2 separate regions of the Mus musculus genome follow, and region 1 is linked to region 2. Evidence: chromatin loops called from intact Hi-C (ENCODE). Cell type or tissue: gastrocnemius. All regions are shown on one strand.

Region 1 (8,000 bases), 210 kb before region 2:
CTCAAGATGCCTCTGTGACTTCGGCTCTCTCTGCTGTCCCTAACCCTCTAGAAGTGCCCAGGTGTCAAATCCTGCTAAAAACCTTTCAGAGTTGAAAGGTCAACTCATCGAAGCCTCTAAAATGGTTACAAAACAATGATTCTAATATGAAGTTTATCTTTGTTTAAAACACCACTGGAAAATGCAACCTTCAGTTTTCATTCATTTGCTTAATAAGTGGTAAAGAGGAACATCAGATCCTGTGTGTATTTATCTAATTTGAGTCGTCTCCTAAATATTTAATTCAGTATTAAATTGCTTTTAAAATAAAATTACTCGGTTTTTCCCCCTGAAACTAAATTGGTTTTGCCTCATAAACACTAAGAAAATGAGGGAAAATTTTAAAAATCATTTTAGTAGTAGCAATGACAAGCTACATGGGGCATTGACTGTAGGCTTATTTTGGCAACCATAATCCTACACATACTCGCTGAATAGCCCTGCATGGCAAACACAGTGTCAGGAATAATACAACAAGATGAAGGAGACTTGGTTCCTGTCCCTTGAAACAGTCTACAAAGGCTGCAGCTCAGGGGAGCTCTCTCTGCACCAGCGTCCTTTTTAGAGAACAAAAAGTTCTCCAGGAAACACTATACAGCGTCTTCCATCCTTGCATCTTCATAATTCACAGTAAAACCTTTTCAGCTGACTTAAGCCTGAAGAGGGGTGGGAGGGGGAAAAAAAGGAAGGAGAGAAAAGAAAAAGAAAAACAAGAACTAAATACATGTGACAATAAATCTGAGATCATAAACCGTGGGATTCCTTCATAATACCACACTCTTCAGAATCAGGCAGTATTTTTCATCTGACACGGATTTAAAGGTAGCTCAAAGAAAACATGGGATTAACTGTAAGTAGTGGGATAGGAACCACGAGCCAAGCTTGCAAATAAACACATCAGAGACTTGGTCTAAAAAAAGGCAGAACACAAATAACGTCCTCTTGATGTGCCTACAGTTTCGTTCAACTGTTCCCAGGTCATGAACTAATTTGCCAAAAAAGAGGTTAACTCCAGTGCAGCAGGCAGCATTTGAGGAAACAGGTTTTGTGCATACTGCCTGTGGAGTCAGGCCACTGGAAGCCCTGCCTATGTAATGGCTCTCAGATGAGCACTTTTAAACACTCTTTTGTGTATGTGAATGGATACAAGGGGCTTTAGGACACTGCAGACTAAGGTCCTTAACAAATGTGGGCTTGGCTTGTTCCCAAATGGATGTCTCCCGAATTAGCCTAAATAAATTGAGGGCTTGAATGACCTTGGGCAATGTACTCCGCCCCCCTCCCTTCAAGTGAGGTGTCCTTCGTATAAAACAAGGGATTGGGATGGGTTGATCTTTCAATTCTCTCCCAGGATCCAAAGGCCTGTCCCTAAAGATTCAACACAGGAAAGCTGACCTCTGCCCCTCGCAGCTTCCAGCTGAAGGAGAACAGAAAAGTAGCCAAAGCCCAGGGAGCGCAGCAGGAGGGTGATTTCCAGCTCCGCTAATCTTCCAGAACTCCAGGGCTCGGAGTCACTGGAGGGTGAACAGCAGCGTTATATCATTTCCAGGCAAGGCCCGTGGTTTCCCCATTTCATCATTTGCTGCCACTGATCTAGCTCTTCTAGCGTCCTGACTTCTAACATGCATAGTAAATGGGTTTTTTTCTTGGGGACTTGACGGCGCATGCACATTCCCAGGCTTTGCTTTCCACCATTGTCAGTGAATAGGTTTAGAATGACCAGCACCTAGCTGGGCTTAATGATCACCCAAGAAATCAAATGCAGCAGCAGCTTATGGGGACCACCCACTTAACTGCCCAAGAGCCTAGGTTGTCCTCACAACATGAGCACTAGGAACCAGAGACCCATGTGATTTTGCAGTGTAACAGAGGACACACAAAAGAAGCGGCTAGGCATTAGATCAAAAACCTAACACAAATAAAAGTGAATGAATACATGAACCAAACACATAGAACGGGGAGGTCGTTATCACTGAACTGCCAGCCACGGAACTTAGTGGTGGTGGTGGTGACCTTTTTCAACATGGAAGGAAAAGCTCGAGTCAGTGTGAGACACAACCTAAAATAGGCTCTAAATCTGGGTTTCCAGTTGGACACCAGAAGCAGTAGAATTCATGAACGGGGATGTCTCTTCTCTAGTGAACACAGCTGGACAGAGGGAGTCCCTAAGCCTCAAGTATATTTTAAGCTGCATCTCTCAAAATGTCAAAAGTGGGATTAAAGTGTAAATGATTGTCAATTCATTCCTTCTCTCCTGGTACTATGCTGTTACAGGCGGATTCTGGTTTATGGGGAGGGGAAAGGTGGGATGGTCTTCCAGTGTAACCGAATAGAGCACAGAGGGAATGAGGAGTCCCAGTGTGTCTTGGGGGAGGGGAGCAGTTCACAGGCTGCTACTTTTTTGTGACATAGCTTTTATGGGGGGAGAGCCAGAATATTAAGCTCATTGCTTCCAGATGGAAAGGTTGGACAAAACAGAGGTCTTGGCTCTGAAAGCCTGGACGCAGTGGTGCGATATGGACCTGACATATTGAAGTAATCGAGATAGAAGATCTGGCTTTAGCCAAGGCTGTCAGATAGATACTTTTTAAAACATTACATGGTTTGTAACAAGGTATTGTGTATCCTCCCAGCAACCCTGCCGCCTTAGTCTCTGGGAAGGAGGTGGGGGGAAAGTGTGCTTATTTTGCTTGAGTTACTAAAGCTCCTTTTATATAGGAGGAATTTGGCATCTCCTGGCTGGGAGCAACGGAGCCAGCAGTGTCCAGTGCACTTGCAATGTAGATCATGCTAAGTAAGTCCAGGTGTCTTCAGAAGAAGAGTGGTCCTAAGCACTCCCTTATTTGAGCCCCGAAGCAATCATGGCCCTGTGCCTCAAATGAGCCTCAAATCTGTTTAATAAATCATCTGTCTATTTATAGAGTTAATCCAGGAAGAAATGCTGTCTTGTGACGGCTAACGGAGCTGCGTCCACCAGAGGGCGCCCATGTCCGCCTCTTTCAGTGAGGTCCTTTCTTGGTCCTTCGCAAAACACTTTAAACCATTGTGGATGGAGATGGGTATGGGAAGAAGAACCCAAGCCTCCTTTTTTTGGGGGGAGGAACCGATCCCTCCAGTCATGTCCACTGTGGAAATGGAAATATGATCCCACTGTTTTTTGTTTGTTTGTTCTGTTTTTGTTTAAAAAAAAAAAAAAACAAAAAACCTCAATACATCCTGCATTGCACCTTCCATTGGCTAACTTCACACCTGAGACATGTTGGAACATCTCCACGGACCCCATGTCTGCTTCACATTTCAAAGACTGGGAACTGTTAAGCTTGTATTTTGATTAAAATTTCGTATTAGCTCCCCCCCCCCTTTGAGTGTAATTTTAGGATATTTAATTTCAACCAATCATCTGAGGGGAAGGGGGGAGGTATTTGATGGGAAACAGCACATGGGAAAGGCAGCCAAGTTAGGAAACAGAGCAGCTCAGGGCTGCAGAAATGTGACAACCGAAATCTCCTTTGTTCTCTCGGGCAGGGTCTGAAACCAAAGACCTCAAGGACAGGGGATGTAGCTTTGGCCCTTGGATCAAGCGGGCCAGTCCTCTCCTGAAGCCTCCTAGATAGCTTCAGTTCTCCCCAGAAGCCTTGTCACTAACTTCCTGGCCTTGCACAAGTTTCTGGGCTTCAGCTACCTGGTGGGGCTTAGGAGTACAATAACTAACTACCTGACATGTGCCCCTGCCTATGGCTGTTTCTTTAGAAATGCAGCAGTCCCCACAAAGCCAGTCGTTGAAGACTGGGGAAGACATTAATTATAACTCAGCCTCAAAGCAATTAGACTCGAGATAGAGGAGGTGGAAGTGGAAGAGGAACATACAGTAATTCTCAGCTTCCATCCCACTGCACTTGCTGTAGAGTAGAGGCCATGTATTCAAATGTTGATAGTTTAGGCAGGAATGAAAATGGATTGATGGAGTGTGTTTGGTCTAGACAAAGTATACATAAGCATGTATTGTTCATGGACTAACACAGTGGGATTGCTCAGAGATCATAGAGGTGGTGGGATCTATACCAGGCTGGAGGGCAGGTACTCTTATATTTCAAGGCATTGCCATAGAAATTCACTTTGAGGGGTGCTGGAAAGAGTGTTATCAGCAAAGAGATTGTCTCACCAGCGTGAGGAACTGAGTTGGGTCCCCTAACTCATCAGGCAGTCATGGTGGCATGAACACGTAAGCCCGTGTTTAGGGGATAGGGAAAGAAATGGATGGATTCTTGCACTCTTTGGCCAGCCTAGTCCACCTGATGAGTCGCTGGCCAATGAGAGATGTTCCCTTAAAAGGTAGATAGAGCCTGAAGTATAATGCCAAAGTTTGTCTCTGATACACACACACACCCCACTTGTATGAGTATCTGCTGTCTTTTGGGTTACAAATTTGTATCTTTCGATCTACTTTTTATGTTTTATTACTTAAAAGATACTGAAGACAGAGACAAGTATTTGCTAGGATATGAAATCTCAAATTTGCCCAAATAATCCTGATATTGATATCTTGTCATAGAGCCAAAGTATAATTCTACTTATCATTCTACCTGACCATCTTGGATGAAGTAAATTCTGTCACTCTAGTTCATCAGTTCTCAATGTGTGAGTCATGACCCCTTTGGAAGTTGAATGACTTTCACAGGGGGTCACCTAAGACCATCAGAAAAAGATAGAGATTTACATTATGATTTACAGCCGATAGCAAAATTGGTTATGAAGTAGCAACAAAAATAATATTATGGTTGAAGAATCACCAAAATCTGAAGACTGTATTAAAGGGTAACAGCATCATCAAAGTTGAGAACTGCTGGCCTCATTGATTGCCACACTCAGGGATGATCAGAGCGGGCTTCTCCACGAGGAGGGCATACCGATAAACTACTGGTCAGTTCTTATATCTTCCCCCCGCACATGTAAAATCATGAAGTGATGATGGAACCAGAGGGAAGGCTTGTCTGATCTCTAACTGACTCATGGGACAAGCTTGGTTTCTTAAGCTAAAACGTATGCATCCTCTTGACAAACAGCATCTGCTGACTCTCCCAACCATGTGTCACGTGGAAGTGCTATCTGAATTGCATTGTGCACTGCATGACAGAGTTCATGCTGTCCTCACAGCAGTTCATTATCCCCTCAAAAGCCTTGTGTTGCTAGCCTGGTAGCCTCTGTAGCTGAATAATGTTCCACCATTGAAACAAGGTTCATGATGTTTCTCGTATGGTAAAGGTTACAAAGTTCACATACACAGGTTGCCTCTGAGGTCCTGCCATGCTCTGCCCTGCTCTCAGAATGGTGTCATCCACTTCCTACTGTGATCTTCCTGAAAAGCATGATTACGTTCCCTTGAGTCCTTGCATAAAAAGCACAGAGACAATTGCTCGTTTTCAACTTGCCTACTTGGCACAGTTGCTGGGCCCACTTCACAATTGCTGGGCTCTGTATCTCCCACCTGCTCTAAACTTCAATAGCTAGTCCCATCTAGCCTCTGCCAAACATCCCTGAAACCCTGCCTGTAGCAATGGCCACAGTCCCAAGCTCCTCCAGAGACCTCACATGGCTGCTGCACTCTTCTCCCTCCAAAGCATGGCAAAAACTCTTCCTCTCTTTCCTTGCCTTTGCCTTTTCCTCCAGGGACCCAGAAGTCCTATCTGTACCTTCTGCCCAGCAATTGGCCCAGGCTTTCTTTACTGACAGAACAAGAACCAATTGGGGAACAGGACCTTAGCATTAAAAACTTCCCCCTACAGTTAAGTCCAGTCTTTGACTCTAAAATTCCCACTGGTGGGTCTCATTCTAAGTTTGATGCTACTTTTGTTCTATCAACTCTGAATCTTTGATCATTAATTGCAGATTCCCCCTATTCATGTTAACTGTGTAAGGTGATTGCATTTGGAAACCCATGGGTTCCAGTATGAAATGTTTCATAGATAGACAATGTGGAGAGGATGCTAAAGTTGGCTTCTCCAGCACCTACTGCACTTTATGTGGTGTCCTTGGTTAGTGTAGTCAGAACTCAGAGTCATTTTTCCAGTAAGAGGCATGGATTTGCACTGCCTCCTGAACAATGACTAACTCCTAAGCCTGAAATGTAAGTCTCTCTAGTTCTGGCAATAGCTATCTTGCTTCTTTCTCCCCATAACATTATGTTCACACCTGGCCTCAGACATGGTGCTGAGCCTCCTGAATGTACATGTCCCAGAGTTTCATATACAGTCCTGTGCATACCATTTCTTCTACTGGATTTTCTTGTTCTTGAATGTCTGCCTGCTAAAGATACTGGCAGAAAAAAATGCATATCCATCTCATTTCTACTCAGAGGCAGAAGTATTAGGATGGAGAATGAGAAAGAACAGAGGAACATTTCAAACTCCCCTCTCCTGCTTCCAGAGGTTGGAAGAGAGTGAGTTGAATTAGGGACCAAGCAGCCTGGATTCAGACCACCTTACCCTTCTCAATAGACTTCATGGAAAGACCTCCATGGCTCTGCCCCTTCTTTCTTTGTGGCCTGCTTTGCTATGCTTGTTGGAGATAGTTAGGAGACCCCACTCTCTAAGGATGTCCATTCACTGAGAAGGACTAACAGAAAACAAGTGATGGTCCCTGAATAAGCATTCCTGCTTGGTAGCTGCCCTTACCCCATCAGTGTTACCTCACTGTTGAGGTTACAAACGCAGGGGATATTATCTGGCCCTGCAGTAACAGCTAATGACCTCAGATCCTTCCATATGAACGGGTTTGTTCTGGATCCTTATGGGATGGTGAACATGGTGGCATACACCTTCAACCTCAGAACAAGGAAGGTACAGACAAGAAGAACTCATTACACAGCTGAGTACCAGGTCAGCTTCCCTCAGTTATGTAATGAGTTCAGCGGAACAAAGTTCTAATATTAAAAATGTTAGTTCTAACAGCATATACCCTGGAACAGCTTCAGTGGGGAAAACATAAAATAATTAGAAGAATTCTGTCAGTTATCTCAAAGGAATGTTGGATAGAGAAACACTGAAGGAACTGTCCAGATAGGAGGTTCTGTAGTCTTGAACTCCAGAATTTTCCAGCAATCAGAATAAAGTCAGGGAACCAACTGAGTAAAGAAGAGGAGGAGGAAGAAGAGGAGGAAGGGTAGGAGGACAGGAAGGTGAAGTTCCATACTTCCTCCTAAAATTCCCATCTTGGTCCTGTCTTGGACGTGATTCCCATGGGGTTGGGTGACTCTCTCTACTCTCCTTCTCCCTTGCTGGCAGCTACACAATCCATTATCTCCTGAACTTTCCTCGTATCCTTTGGAGATAAGTATTTCCTTATGGTGAGGAAATTTTATACCCATGGAGATAGAGGAGAGGATAGCCCTGAAAAGAGAGAGATTTTTTCCCCCTGTTCTCTGTTATACTCAACTCATAAAGCAGCAGGCAGAGGAAATGTCTATGGGTGTTTTTAATCTCGGGGGGCAGGGATAAGTATTAGAGGAAGGAAGTTCTAGGGTGGGTTTGATAAGACTTATAGAATATTTTTCCAGAAAAGTGGATAGCCAATCTCTGTTTTGTTTCTATGTTCCCATAGAGAAAGATAACATTTCTGAAATAATTTCAGGCAACTTGCATTTTGTATGCAAAGCAACTGAGGCTCAAAGAGGGACCCTTCTCAAAAGCTGGACAGAAAAGTGGCCAAACCATTGGACTTGCAAACTTTATATGCCCCAGTACAGGGGAACACCAGGGCCAAAAAGGGGGAGTGGGTGGGCAGGGGAGTGGGGGTGGGTGGATATGGGGGACTTTTGGTATAGCATTGGAAATGTAAATGAGCTAAATACCTAATAAAAAATGGAAAAAAAAAAAAAAGAAAAGTGGCCAAAGGCCAAGGATCAAGGGTGACCCTGATTTTCTTAAGGTCATAACCAAACCCTGGCCAGGCGCTGGATCTTTCTT
Region 2 (8,000 bases):
GTGACCCCTACTAAGTTTTACCACAGCTTATCTTCATTGTCAGTCAGAATAATAAACTGTGGTAAGTCACATGCCACGCATATACAAATGATAAAGAAGAGTAGAGTTTTTGATGAGTTCATTTCAACTGAAGTGAACATAAAACAGAAATTATCTGAGCCTTGAAATATGAAGAACTAGAAGGTGGAGCTTCTTATAAGATATGAGAGAGAAGTGGGGTCTTGGAAGAAAAAAATCAAGTGGCTATCCCACTCATTCCAGGTAAGCCACTTGAGAGAGAGAGAGAGAGAGAGAGAGAGAGAGAGAGAGAGAGAGAGAGAGAGAGAGAGAGAGAGAGAATATGAATATGGGAGATTTATTGAATCTAAGAAAATCAAATGAGAATTGCAAGAAGGTGATAAGGCAAAAATCCATGGAGAGGTGTAACCATACAAGTTCTAAGGATACATGTTTTCTAAAAGAAAACTTGAGACTCCTGTCTCTTGGATATTGTTGGATTCTCAAAAGCTATTCCTAGTGGGCCTTAGGTATGGGAGCATACCCAATAGCTTGAGCAGAGAATTAGAGAACCTCTTCTGCCCGAAAAAGTAAGGCTTATTGGAGTTTGATATTCAATGTGAACACCATTTCCTGAATAATTTCTATAATTACAATCAAAGCTTTCAGACCTGTAACCACCAGAGTCTTGGAGATGGCAATATTTATATCACATGGGCAACTCTTCAGGCTTCTCTGAAGTCATTCTACTTCCTCTGCTGCCAGTCCCATTTCTGTTTTATGACCCGATACTTTATCTTAATTAAAATATCATATAAATGGAATCATCATTCATTGTATGTCTCTTTGAATATGGCTCCTTTCATCGAGTCAAGGCATTTTTGATGCACCCATGCTACTACGCACATCAGTTACTCATTTTATTTTATTTGTGACTACTATTCCATTGTAAGGGAATCGGCCTGTTTGTTTATCCCTTCACCAGACAAGAGTGTTTGGGGTATTTCCAGTTTGGGGGCAAAAATAAATAAAGCTGAAATAAACGTTTCCACCCAGGTTTTTATGTGGACATGTATTTTTATTTCTCTTAGGTAAATACCTAGCAGGGGTATGGCAAGGCAAATGCTAAGTGGGTGTTTAGCATCTTAAGAAGTTGACGAATTTAATGCCAAAGTGGCACAGCTGCACTTCAATTCTCACTGCTCATTGCTTTCATGATGTGCTAAGGGATTTTTTAAAGGTCATAATGGCCGATCCTTCTACAGCTTCAAGTTTTACAATTTACCCAGTACTCAGTATCTATTATTTCATGTCATTCTGAAAGTATCCAGGTAGGTAAGATGCCAACTTTAGAGTTAAGGAGTCTGGATGAGGATCTTTTAAGCTCTTTTAGCATTTTTTTAAGCTCTTCCAGGCATCAGTTGTGTTATCTAAATAATGATACTCTTGAGGCCATAAGGAAGAATACAATGATTGAAAGTTTGAATTTTAATGTCAGTCTTGTGTTAGAATACGAAATAGCCACTTAATCTCTGTGACAGCAGGCAAGTATTTCCCCTCCCTGAACTTGATTAAATGGGTATATGCAGAGGACATAACAGACTGTTCCCTGCAGGGTGGGTGCATCATAAAACCTATATTTGTTGACATTGACAGTATCATTGCTGTGGAGAAAGTGTGCCTGAAAGCACTCTGCAAATTGCCAAGTATGGTGTGAAGTAAAGCATCTAGCAGATGTTAAAATTAGGAATCTTCATACAGAGGGATATTCGCAGCCATGCCATTACCCATGTATCTCAATTTTCAGTCTAGGGAGTTCATTTGGCTCATGATATGGCCTCTGGAAAGTCTTCTAGGGCCCTAAAATATTATTGAGGAAAACCGTTGTGCCGGCTGGTTTTGTGTGTCAACTTGACACAGGCTGGAGTTATCACAGAGAAAGGAGCTTCAGTTGGGGAAATGCCTCCAGGAGATCCAGCTGTAAGGCATTTTCTCAATTAGTAATCAAGGAGGGAGGTCCCCTTGTGGGTGGTGCCAACTCAGGGCTGGTAGTCTTGGGTTCTATAAGAGAGCAGGCTGAGCAAACCATTGGAAGCAGACAAGCCAGTAAAGAACATCCCTCCATGGCCTCTGCATCAGCGCCTGCTCCCTGATCTGCTTGAGTTCCAATCCTGACTTCTTTCAGTGATGAACAGCAATGTGGAAATGTAAGCTGAATAAACCCTTTCCTCCCCAACTGCTTCTTGCTCGTGATGTTTGTGCAGGAATAGAAACCCTGACTAAGATAACCATAGAGGTGGATCTGCATTAAAAGCTCTCCCTGCTCTTCCAAGGATCAAAGTTTGTTTCCCAGAACTCATGTCCCACAGCTATCTCTAATTTCACCTTGAGGGAATCTATGCCTTTGGCTTCCTTGGGCACTTGTACACATGTGCCCACACACATGTCTCTACACACAATGCAAAACAATATGAATAAATCTTTAAAGTATTTTCCATGTAAATAGAACTTGCAGAGATGGGATTTTTATGAAACTGGATTTACACACACACACACACACACACACACACTACACACATGTTATGTACTTTTTACTAAAGTGGCTTTAATGTGTTTTGTTATCAGCTGCAGCTTGAATTTGTCTGGCTTCTTGTCACATAATTAATTGAAATAACGATGAGCTGTGATTCTGAATCATCTCTGACTTTTTCTATATTTCCATCTTCTTTCTTCCACAGAGAGAAGCTGGGCTTCCAGTTATGCCGGTCCACCAATCCAGTAAATCATCCACTGGTTTCTATAACACATAAATGTGTTTCAGTATGGTAGGCTTTAGTCTCTATTTATATACCCACTTATTTTTGAAAAGTAAAAAGATTATTTTCTGTTCTATTTCTTCTAGACTGATGTTAATTGTCCATAATACTATGCTCTGTATTTATTTATGTTAATTACAACTCCTACTTATAGCACTTGGAACACTGGGAAGAGGATGTGGAAAGACAGTAAGATCCAGAGGACCAGAGTTCTGCCATTACAGTGTGTCCTAGATTGCTGCCTAAATAAGACCTGAACAATGACCATTGTTAGATATGCTAACACAGAAAAAAGGGACAACCACATGCATGGAGTTCCTGCTGGAGAAAAAGAACTAATGGCAACTAATGACTGAAGAGAGAGAGAATTAGCCTTTTCCAGGGAGGAGTCTCTTAGTTGTATATGCAGCACAAAGTGGCTAGCCTTGGAATAATATAAACACAAACAAGAAAAACAGGCAGGCAGGGTACAGCTATATTTATACATTTATGCACATCCCTGTTTAGCAATAATAATCAAAGAAACAGAGGCCATCACCTTGATAGGGAGATGGGGCAGGGCATGAAAGGAGTTAAGGGAGGAAAAGGAGGGAGAAAAGAATATAATTCTATTTTAATTAAAAATATACTAAATAAGATGAAGAAATTATATATTTATATCAGTATTATTTTATTCATTTTAAATGAAGTTGGATTTTCTTCTTTCCATTATTCTGAGGTTGTCCTCATCATCTTTGTAATTTTATCTTCACATTTATAGATGCTTCGAACCCTCTAAATCCAAACTAAAAAATTATATATTATATTAATTCTTCATTTAGTTTACTTCAATTCATCTCTTCTTTCTTATGCCCAAAAAAACATGTTCAAGTGTATCTTATTTCCTTATTATCTTACCTTATCTAATAGCATGGCACATTGTTTTCCACTATTGTTTCACAAGACCCTCTACCTTGTTTTTGCAATGCGTTTTAGTCGTTCCATACTGTGAATATACAGAGAAAGAAGTTTCATTCAAATCCTTTGATTTTTCTGGGGCTTAGTGTAGAACTGTGTCCTGTAAGTATTGTTAGATGTTTGAATGAAGAAAATAGACAGTAATGATATTTAACTGAGTATATACTAATCAGTACTATACTGCACAATAGTGCCTGCTTACAGCCTTCAGGCTGAAGTTGGCACCCCTCTGTCTTGCATACAATCTCAGGTGCATTTTGCCCACACAAATCTTTTATAGATGCCACTCTGAATAAAGGAACCCCTAATCTAACATACCTCTGTGAACCCGTGAGAATTCTAAATTTCATTTTAGTTGTCCAGCAGTTGATTTTATGCTTTGCCAATGTTTAAACACATAATTAAAGGCCTCTGATTTATCAAGATTCCTGTCATTAGCTTGTGTCACAATACTCTGAAAAGACCATTTCTATGATAGCATTTGATACAATTTTAGACTATATTGCAACCATGAGCATACTTTCAGTCAGTCTGAGAGTTTGAGTTCCGGAGTCCTGGGATTCCTGCTTTCCTCCAGCTACAGGTTAAAGATGGTTTTGAATGAAGTTCTTCAATGTTCTGAATCTTGACTCATTTTACTTTTCTGACAAAGATTCGATGTGGGCTAACATCTCTTAGTCATACATTGTAAAAGAGCAATTTTTATTCTGTGTCAAATTCGTCACTGACAGGAAGGGGGCACCATTGAACAGCTTGTGGAGTTTCTCTATCTCGGTGTAGAAAGGGGCTGGATTATTCCAGCTGAAACTGGAATCCTCAAACTATTTGATACACCAAGGTCTTCATTTACTCTAAATTTGAAATTTGAACTGAGGATGAAGCTAAGAATCCTTCTTTGTATCTCTTTGTAAATCCATGCATAGTGCTAATTATTATTCTTATAAATCCCATATGAGATTCCGAAAGCTTAGAATGGTGGTAATGAAGAACAGTAATGGTTGATGACTACTTGTCTTCTTGAAGTTTATCAGTGTACAAACAAAATGAGTATGTGTATGTGCAGATAAGAGGGTGTGCATATTTGTGTGTGTGTGTGTGTGTGTGTGTGTGTAGGTGTTTGCATATGTATGTGCATGTATACACTGTAAGATCTGAGAGAAGTAAGGCTTTTCTTTAAATAAGCAATAGCAACACTGATACAGTTATTTTCTCTGTGTTTCCATCATTAGGTGTTTTGTACTAAGGCTGTGTTTGCATATCAGAAGACACTAGTGCCTCACAGCACCCATAGCTCAGGGAACATTAGTCCATGGACTTTGAGAGCTGAGTAACGTTAATGTCCAAGTGGATTTAGTGTAAGCCTTCCAAAGCTCTCTGACCCAACTTCCTCAGGTATGGAATTTGATCTCATTTTCCTGAACAGTCTGAGCCTAGTGCCACAATATAGAAAGGGAGTTTGTTATTGTCAGAGAGAATGTCAAGATACTCTGTAGTCCATTTATAGAAATAAGACTTGGGAGGTGTATAAATCTCTAGCCAAAATGAGAGAAGGGGGAGCCGTTTGCTTTTAACCACAGTTCACATGAGAATGGAATTTCCAAACAAACTTTTATCTCTCAAAACTCATTGTTGGTGATAGTTCTAAAAATGAATGGATAAGGCAGCTGGGGAATCTATCCCTTTAGATTCTTCAAAGTGTTTTCTCACCACTGCTTAAAGGGCATTTCCTAAGGAACCAGGAGGAGGCAGCTGTGTGTTATCCACTCAGAGTGTCACTCGGCTTTCTCTAGGGCTTCCCTATCAGTCTGCCTTTCTAAAAGCTCCAATTTTCTCCCTGTGACAATACACCACGGTCAGGGGCGGGGTGGGGGGGGCATGAAGGAAGCCTGAGGGGACAGATTTGATATATCTGTGGAGGAAAATCATCTTAATGTACTGTATAGAAAAACTTCCAAAAGCCAAAGAGAAATGCTTTTTCTCTCAGTGAACTTACCTTCTGGGTGATGCCATGAGCATTGGTACATATTTTGTCTTCTGCATAGTTATAATGAAGTGCCAGGAAGAAAATGTTCAGCATTACAGATCACATGGGCCAGCTTACAGGGCTATATGACTTTGAAAGTCTTTCTTCATCTGTCTCTTTTCTGTCTAGTCTCTTACTCTAGAAATTTATTTTTCCTAACCAATATGGTTTATGTTGCCACTTCTCATAATAAGAAATAGCATTAAAAATGTGTTTTGGATGTGATTTTTTTTCCTCTTCATGTATAAGTCCTTTTTTTTTTTTTTGGTGAGGTCAGAGATTTGTAACAAAATGTAAATGTATAGCTTACAAAGAACTGCTTATCTCTCACTTGATTGAATCTGCTTATCTTGAAATAGTTTTCAGCACTTTCAAGGAATTTGACTCGGTTTATTTTAGAATAACTTGTAGATTTTTTTCACACCCTGAAATGAATTATTTGTCTTCATTTTTCTTCCTATTTAAAACATTATACTAGCAGTCAAAGAAAGAATGTATATGAAAAAAGAAAGAACCAGATTCCTTTTGCTTTAATTTAGATATTGGCAGGCAAATATGATAGTTTTGAAATATTTATAAATATAAGATACGAATTTCCTTCAGGAATCTAAAAATCCTGGTTATTTTTACATACTAAGAAGACTTATGACTCAATAAACCGCATGCTGACACGTAACTAAATAAGTAAATAACTAGAGTGAAGGCCAACTGCTGTTTAACAGCTTCCCCTGTTAGGTATACACTTTCAAACAAGCATGAAATGTAGGTCTCTGGACATCACTTAAAAGAACCACAAATAAACAGTGTGTGATCCCATGCTCCCATTCCTCCTGGACAGCCAGTGAGCATGGCTTGGAGTTGGGGGAGTTGCTGTTCTTCTGCCCAGGGTGCTCTAAACACAAACATGTCTGTCCACAGGCTCAGGGTCATGCTGCTGTTGACAGATACAGGGAGCTCAAGAAAGTGAGGAGGCCAGAAGTCTGTGGCCCAGGGACCATTGCCTTACCTAACCTTTTATTTAGCAAGGAATCATTCTCCAGACTCTTATACTTCAACTTCAACAGTGTGACCAAGTTACCATAGGAGACTGGAGTCAAATTGGCCAATTGTTGGGAATAGCTCTTTTTTTTCTACCTATAAGATGTAAGTTAAGCTCTGGTTCCACTGTTTTGGATCAAACTAATGCTGAAATAATAGGACACTTGTCCAGAACATATTTCCTTTGTATTAAACAAACAGACAAACAAATGAATGAACAAAAGCTCTGAAAATAGGACATGGTCTTGACAAGAAGGGGATCTGTGGGAGGGGCAAGCATAAGAAGGGATAATAGGAATTATGTTAAAAAAATTTCAGGAAGCTAACTTGCACCTGAAAGAGCTTTACCATAATGACTAAACAGTCCCAAAAGTATGAAACTAAATAAAATACAGCAAAACACAGAAAAAGAATAATCAAGAAAACAGAAATGCTTTCTTTCTAAACATTATTCAGATTCTTTTTTTTTCAACATACAAGGAAATGGGCAGATGCCTGCATTCAGAATAAAGCTTGATGGGTAACCATGGACTACTGGTCTACCTTGATAGAATTAGCTGTGTTTCTTGAGCAAATCACCGTAAAAGTAAAAAACTTAAAAACAGTGCCATATATCTCCTGATATTGGATTGACAGAGTGTCACTTCTGCTACTGTGTACAGCAGGTCTATTAGGCAAAGTGAGGCACTGCTAAAAATCTACGATTCTTTCTGCTTCATCTTTTGCCCCAGACTCCTTCAGAGATAAAAATCCCAGGAAAGAAAGTCAAGAAAACCACTCTTGTAATATATAATGTTGCCAAGCCTCCACTTACTATTTTTATTGATCATCAATGGCTAATGTAAAACATCACCAAACTGAAAACTGGGTAGAAGAGACTGCACGTGGAAATCTGGAAAAGTATTCGCAGCTGAGTTTGTTACAGGAACAGTAGCACATGGCTACACTGCCAGAATTTTCTACAATGTTATTGTCCTTAAACACATTAAAAGAATTTCTGTGAAGAAAATATTTCCCGAGAACAGAATAGTGAGTATATAAGTGTCTCATAGGAGAGAAAATGACAATTTTCAAGTAGACGTGATCAAATGTTCTTTTTTTGAGAAATAGCCTCAATTCCACAGGGAAATTTTTTTAATGACTAGCCTGCCTTGTTGTTAAGAAAAAAA

What was found. Hi-C counts contacts between places; a loop is a spot of excess contacts. Peaks named below come from ENCODE experiments on the same cell type or tissue, not always from the same donor. Only the 100,000 strongest peaks of a DNase experiment are listed, where the experiment ranks them.
Region 1: a loop joins it to region 2, with 2.7 times the contacts of the local background. A loop is called at or near these places in 13 of 42 quality-filtered maps.

The regions. Positions count from the first base shown.
Region 1 is chr12:10,433,207-10,441,206 of GRCm38, reverse strand. No RefSeq gene overlaps it. Among named protein-coding and RNA genes, the nearest start is that of Gm38407, 9.2 kb to the left of the region's middle. In gastrocnemius, a CTCF peak has its summit at 3,013 (motif pointing right); DNase peaks (open chromatin) are centred at 1,506, 2,548 and 3,017; H3K27ac peaks cover 943 bases.
Region 2 is chr12:10,220,545-10,228,544 of GRCm38, reverse strand. No RefSeq gene overlaps it. Among named protein-coding and RNA genes, the nearest start is that of Nt5c1b, 150 kb to the left of the region's middle. In gastrocnemius, CTCF peaks have their summits at 4,506 and 5,511; a DNase peak (open chromatin) is centred at 4,506.